Linked DNA regions of Homo sapiens: region 1 is linked to region 2. A link is a loop called in an ENCODE intact Hi-C map of the cell type or tissue named here. Cell type or tissue: endothelial cell of umbilical vein. All regions are shown on one strand. Each heading gives the region's core, and the rest is flanking DNA. Links, peaks and the distances in the headings are about the cores only. Region 1 overlaps CEP162 (centrosomal protein 162). Region 2 has its middle 5.8 kb from the start of MRAP2.

What was found. A loop is a pair of places that touch in the nucleus more often than their neighbours do. Peaks named below come from ENCODE experiments on the same cell type or tissue, not always from the same donor. Only the 100,000 strongest peaks of a DNase experiment are listed, where the experiment ranks them.
Region 1: it touches region 2 in a loop (2.8-fold over the local background); 4 of 110 quality-filtered maps call a loop at or near these places.

The regions. Positions count from the first base shown.
Region 1 is chr6:84,211,022-84,213,946 of GRCh38, forward strand. It overlaps CEP162 (centrosomal protein 162), which reads right to left. Exons shown (of 27, transcript NM_014895.4): 6 at 1,936-2,003. Among named protein-coding and RNA genes, the nearest start is that of CEP162, 15 kb to the right of the region's middle. In endothelial cell of umbilical vein, for the core only: no CTCF peak of the experiment used is centred there; no DNase peak of the experiment used is centred there.
Region 2 is chr6:84,026,560-84,029,484 of GRCh38, forward strand. No RefSeq gene overlaps it. Among named protein-coding and RNA genes, the nearest start is that of MRAP2, 5.8 kb to the right of the region's middle. In endothelial cell of umbilical vein, for the core only: no CTCF peak of the experiment used is centred there; DNase peaks (open chromatin) are centred at 302, 1,412 and 1,902; H3K27ac peaks cover 921 bases.

The DNA of each region.
Region 1 (2,925 bases), core at 195-2,694, 180 kb after region 2:
CAATAAAAAATTACTAGACTTCTAAGAGGCAGGAAAAAGTGTCACGAAACTAAATAGCCAACAGAAAAGACACACAGAAATGAACAAATACTGAGATCTGTAAAATATGTTTAATATTAAGGACTTGAAAAAAATGAACATAATGAAGAAAAATGCTAAAGAATTTTAAAACAAAGATCCAAAATGAACTGTTAGAGTGAAAGAAAAAAAAAAAGGATGGGATTGGGCCAGGCATGGTGGCTCATGCCTGTAATCCCAGCACTTTGGGAGGTCAAGGCAGGCAGATCATGAGGTCAGGAGATCAAGACCATCCTGGTTAACACAGTGAAACCCCGTCTCTACTAAAAATACAAAAGATTAGCCAGGTGTGGTGGTGGGTGCCTGTATCCCAGCTACTCAGGAGGCTGAGGCAGCAGAATGGCATGAGCCCGGGAGGCGGAGCTTGCAGTTAGCCGAGATGGTATCACTGCACTCCAGCCTGGCTGACAGAGCAAGATTCTATCTCAAAAAAAAAAAAAAAAAAAAAAAAGAGATTAATAGCAGATTAAAGAAAGGAAAAAAACCAGTAACTTGAAGCAAAAGAACAGTGATAGGAACTGTTCTATTGTGAACAGTGAAGCACAGAAAGAAAAAAAGTTTTTAAAAAATGGAATAGTCTTAGTGACCCATAAAACAAAGCTTAGCATTCTAACATAATTAGGGTCAGAGGGCAGGAAGCGGAAAGCAGCATTATTATTAATATTTTAAGAATTTATGGCCAAAATATTTTTTATTTTGATGGAAACTATAAATCCATAGATCAATGATGCTCAACCAACTCTGAACAGAATAAATATAAGAAAAGCATACCATGATACACCATAGTCAAATTGCCAAAAAAAAAAAAGGATAAAACCTTGAAAATAGAGAAAAAAAATACATGATATATACAAAATCACAATAATAGGAATTACCGGAAACTTCTCATGAGAAATAAGGTCAAAAGACAATAGAATAAAATCATTAAACTGCCCGAAGGAAAAAAAAACACTACATAAAATTCTGTATCAAGTAAAAGTATTCCTCAAAAACAAAGGCAGAGTATATTTTCAGACAAACAAAAGCTGAGAGAACTTGTTCCTAGCAGTAACCTGCACTACAAGAAATGTGAAAGGAGGCTCTTCGTGGTGAAGAAAAATAATTTGAGATAAATTCAAATCTACACAATGGAATACAAAGCACTGGGAATGGTAAATATATGGATAAATACACATTTTTACATAAATATCTATTATATTCCTTAAAAGTACTTTTAAATGATAATTGATTGCTTTAACAACAATAATAATAATGCACTGTGGTGTTTTTAAGACATGTAGAAGAAAAACGTTGACAAAAATAGCAAAATGGTTGAGGAGAGTTTATTGTTGTTAGAGTTCATATAAATACAGTGATATAACATTATTTGAAAGTAGATTGTGATAAGGTAGACATATATTGTGACTCATAGGGCAACTAAGAAAAAAATACAACAAAGAAGAATAGCTAAAAAGCCAAAATAAGAATAAAATGGAATACTATAAGTAATACAATAGAAGGAAGGACAAAAGCAACAAAAACAAGAAGATGAAAAGAAAACAAATGGCAAAACCGTAAACAACTATATCAATAAATACACTGCTGTAAAGGGTAAAAACACATCAATTAAAAGGCAGAGACTGTCAGATTGAACAAAAATGCTAAAACCAGCTATATGCAGTCTATGAAAAAAACCTTTTTAAGGCAGTTCACTTTCAACAATTTCTTAGCAGCTCAGTTTATAACACAGGCAAACCCACTCTATTCAAAGCTCTGAGACAATATGATTTTCCTTTTAATTATTTTTCTTATTAATGTCTTTATTAAAAGCTATATTATCTTTTCAAATATTATAAATTTAAGAACCAATGAAATTACCTGCCAGTTCTTCATGTTTCGATTCATTCTCATGTTCGTCATCAGTTAGTTCTGCGTTGGCTTGATTACTGGAAAAAATATTTATTTAATTTAGCATTACATGTTAAAAACATATTCTCATGCAACTCTTTCTGTATACCGTTTTAAAAAATCCCTAAAATTATACATGTCCTCTCTCAAGTCCTTTTGTTCTATCAAAAGCTAAAAATTTGGGAACTTTAAGGAAAACGTTTTGAAAATAAAGCATCTTCGAAGCATTTGATTAATTGCAGTTTAAAAGTAATACAAAGGAAAAAGATGCCCTATTTCTTAAATATACACAATTTTATTACTATGTGCATTTACATGTACAAATATTATCTTACAACCCTAGATATCCCTTCTACACTAAAGATTAGAAACTGACCACAAGCTATGAGAACCAGTGAAGTCCATATGAAAGCCAGAAAAAAAATGCTAAGGTCAGCACTTACATGCTAATAAGCAATTTAATCCTGAAACAGAAGCTGAATAGGAGCCTTAAAACAAAACCTAAGCAAGGGGACAAAGGAGCTTGAGTATGATTTAATTATATTGGATGTATTAGTTCATATACTGCTTTCTCTCAAACCAAGAATCAGTTCTACCTTTTCAGTCTATCAACCCTATTTAGTGAGATCGTTAGAGAAACTATAAGACTATATAATAATGATGAGAGCTACAAACACCTAATATTGCATGTTCAATGCTATTCTGTACTTTGACCGGCCTGTTCTACAGCAGAAATATCAATAGATAAGAATACTGTTAAGAAATAAGAAAAAAGTTAAAAAATGTAGCAAAGTGGCAAAAAGTTGTGGCCCACAAACCCGCGCATGCTTAATCTGTATTGACAACGTTGGGAGAGGCAATGACCATAGGCCCTGAGTGTCCCTGCACATTCTTGCTGAATATGCCAAGAGTACAAGATGCTGATCATTTTTCACCATGCCATTTGGGTAACATTTCCGA
Region 2 (2,925 bases), core at 134-2,633:
AACGTGTTTCTCTATTTCGGAATAATTCCATCATGCGTTGTATTGGCTGTGACACAATTAAAGGAATAACAAGGAGCAAAGCACCAGGACAAGTTAGTCTCTCTTTTCCATTTGCTGTCTGAGAGTGGCTGAGCTCCGTGCCAATAAACTGAAGCTTCCTCATTATTGTGTGATAGTAAACAAGAAGCCATCAGGATTTCACTTCAAAATGCACCAATTCAATTTTGAGGGAAAGAAATTTGCTAGTGTTAGAGCCTAGGGCTACACATGATCGCCATGAGGCTACAGTTTCTCCTCGGTGTGCCATCTCTCTCTCTTTCTGGTAGTGCAAAATGAATTTTAGTTGGCATTTCAGCATGGCTCACAGCTTCGTCTTCTTGATTGAATGCCAAGCATGAACTAAAATATATCAGATGTTTTGTCTGCCTAGTGCCACGTTATGTGGGTGGAAGTCTGTGCAGTTCTACTGGAGGAACAAAACAATAGGATTAGCAGCAAGCGGGAAGCTTCAAGTAAATGATTAAACATTGGAAGGGAAAGAAAAAATGAATATTACCAGGAAGTAGGGGCTGAGGTCCTGTATGTATGAGCCTGCAGAGGTGTGCGGTGCCCTGGCATGTGTTCCCTGGAATAAAAAGGAATGATTGGCAAGTGAAAGCAGTGCACATATATTCAGGAATAATTGTGCTGATTTGAAAAGAGCAACAGTATAAAACCAAGACAAAGCAAATGAAATCCAATTTATGCCAAAGAGTAAGAAAGTTTATAATACTCAATAAACCCTCAAATCACCTAAGAAAGAAATGGGCAGAGAATTGTTGCCATTAATGAGATGGGAGCAATTCACGATGAGAACGTGACCATTTGCAGCATGCACTCCTCACATCTTGCAAGCCTTGGGGCTTCTGAACACTCACTCCTCCTATTTACTTTCTGAAACTTAATTGAGGAAAAGGAGGAAACTGTATCCTTGATATGAGTTGTACTTGCTGCTCCCTGGGTTGGCTTTAGCTAGTAGAATTCCTGGGTTCCTTTGTGTGTGAGGTTTTGCCTTTGATTTGACTGGATGATAGATTATCCTCGTCTCTAAAGGAAACAAGTTAGAGAGGTAACTGTGTCATAGTATGTACTTTAACTTCTGAAAACAATGTCAATTTTTCTTTCTCATCACTTTCTTCAGTTGGTCCTGCCTTGTTGTTGGACTCATTATAAAAAAGCCAGGTTTTCCATGCCCAGACACATTAACTATCAGGGATGTGTCCTTCTCTGAGACAAGTCTTGATTTTACTGCTTCCTGCTGAGCCTGACTGCTGGCATTGGTCCTAATCAACTGGAAAATAAATGGAGCTTCCCAGGTCTTGAGTCAACACTGAGCCCCTGTTTTCCTGATGCTGCCAGCTGCCAGCCAGCCCATTGCCAAGAAACCATGCCAGAGCTCATGTTCCCTTATTTTCTCTCTACTTCCTTTTCCCTATCTGCTCTCCACCTCTGCTGTAATGCCTCCGGGCATTTTCTTAGTTCACTCTGTTTTCAAATCTTTCTTTATTACTCAGACGTCTGGGAACATTCTTGCTGTGTTTCATTGCTGTGTATTTTTTTCCATAAAATACTTCTTAACTAGATGGTGTCACCTTGAACAAATGAAAGGGAATATATTTTAGGTTTTCTTTTGTATCCACCCTGACCCTCCAACCCTTCAGTTCCCCAACCCCAGAAGGGCCCAGGACAATGCGAGATACTCATCAATGAATGACTAAATGATTAAATTTCCTGAAGGATAATTCAGGTTTTTTTTTTCCCCTCCAGAAGTTCTCTTGATTTATTCTCTTACTCTTTATTATCTTATTCATCAATTATTTCCTTTCTCAACTCTTATCTTAAACTTATCCCTTCCTTTGGGATCCTTGTTCTCAATCTAGAAACATGTTTATGTCTCTCATCTGAAACAAATGAATAAAGACAAAACAAAACAAGCACAACCTTTCCCTTGACTCTGTCTCCCATTGGTTAATTCAACATTTGTTTCCTGTGCCTACTATGCGCCACTGTTCTGGGGGCTGCATGGAGGCAGAACAGTTGCTTCTCTCATGGATCTAGGGAGAGGATTCAGATAAAAAATATATATATATATATATCCACAGGAAAAGCTCCAGCTACAGCTTTGTTATTCAGGCCTAGGCTATTTGGAGTCTTGGTTAGAAGGCCTTCCACTGGCCCTTCCAGCAGGCTGATTTAGCTTTGGTGACTGGGTGTGGGCTGGATATTAGGCCTCCTGACCTCCTGTCTCCCATAAATCTGCACAAGGGCCCTCAGCAGCCCCAGTCTCCTCTTTCCTCCCAAGCCTGCTTAGAAGACTAGCCTGTAATTGCACTCCCTATTCTTTAACCAGCAGCAACCTGGTCCCAGTGCCTACCACATGACCTCCATGCTAGGGCCCATGGGGTTTGGTTCCTAATTACATGTCCTTGGGCCTTAGACATTATTACCCATTTCTCCACTGGGTTTCACCTTTTCTTGTCCACCTCTATGTCCCTAGTTGCTCTTTCTGACATCAGCCCTCTTCTCTTCTCACTTTATGTTTCCAAGAAGCAGTCTCACCCATCTGCCAGCTTTAATCACACCACCTCACTGATGAACCCCAAGTTGTCTTCAGATCTCCATTTCCCAATTCCCAAGGCCTAGCTTCATGGGCGTATGACTGGTGCAGTGGCACAGGACACCATGCTTAGAAGGTTAAGCATTAAATCCTCCCTGGGGATTTAATGCTCTGTGGTCGCCATCTTGGAATTCTTAAACTTCTTTGAAATTTGAATTGGTATTCTGTAAGTCTATCAGTCTGCTCAGGCCACCATAACCATGTACCACAGACTGGGTGGCTTAACCAATAGAAATGTATTTTCTTGCAATTCTGGAAATGAAGGCCAA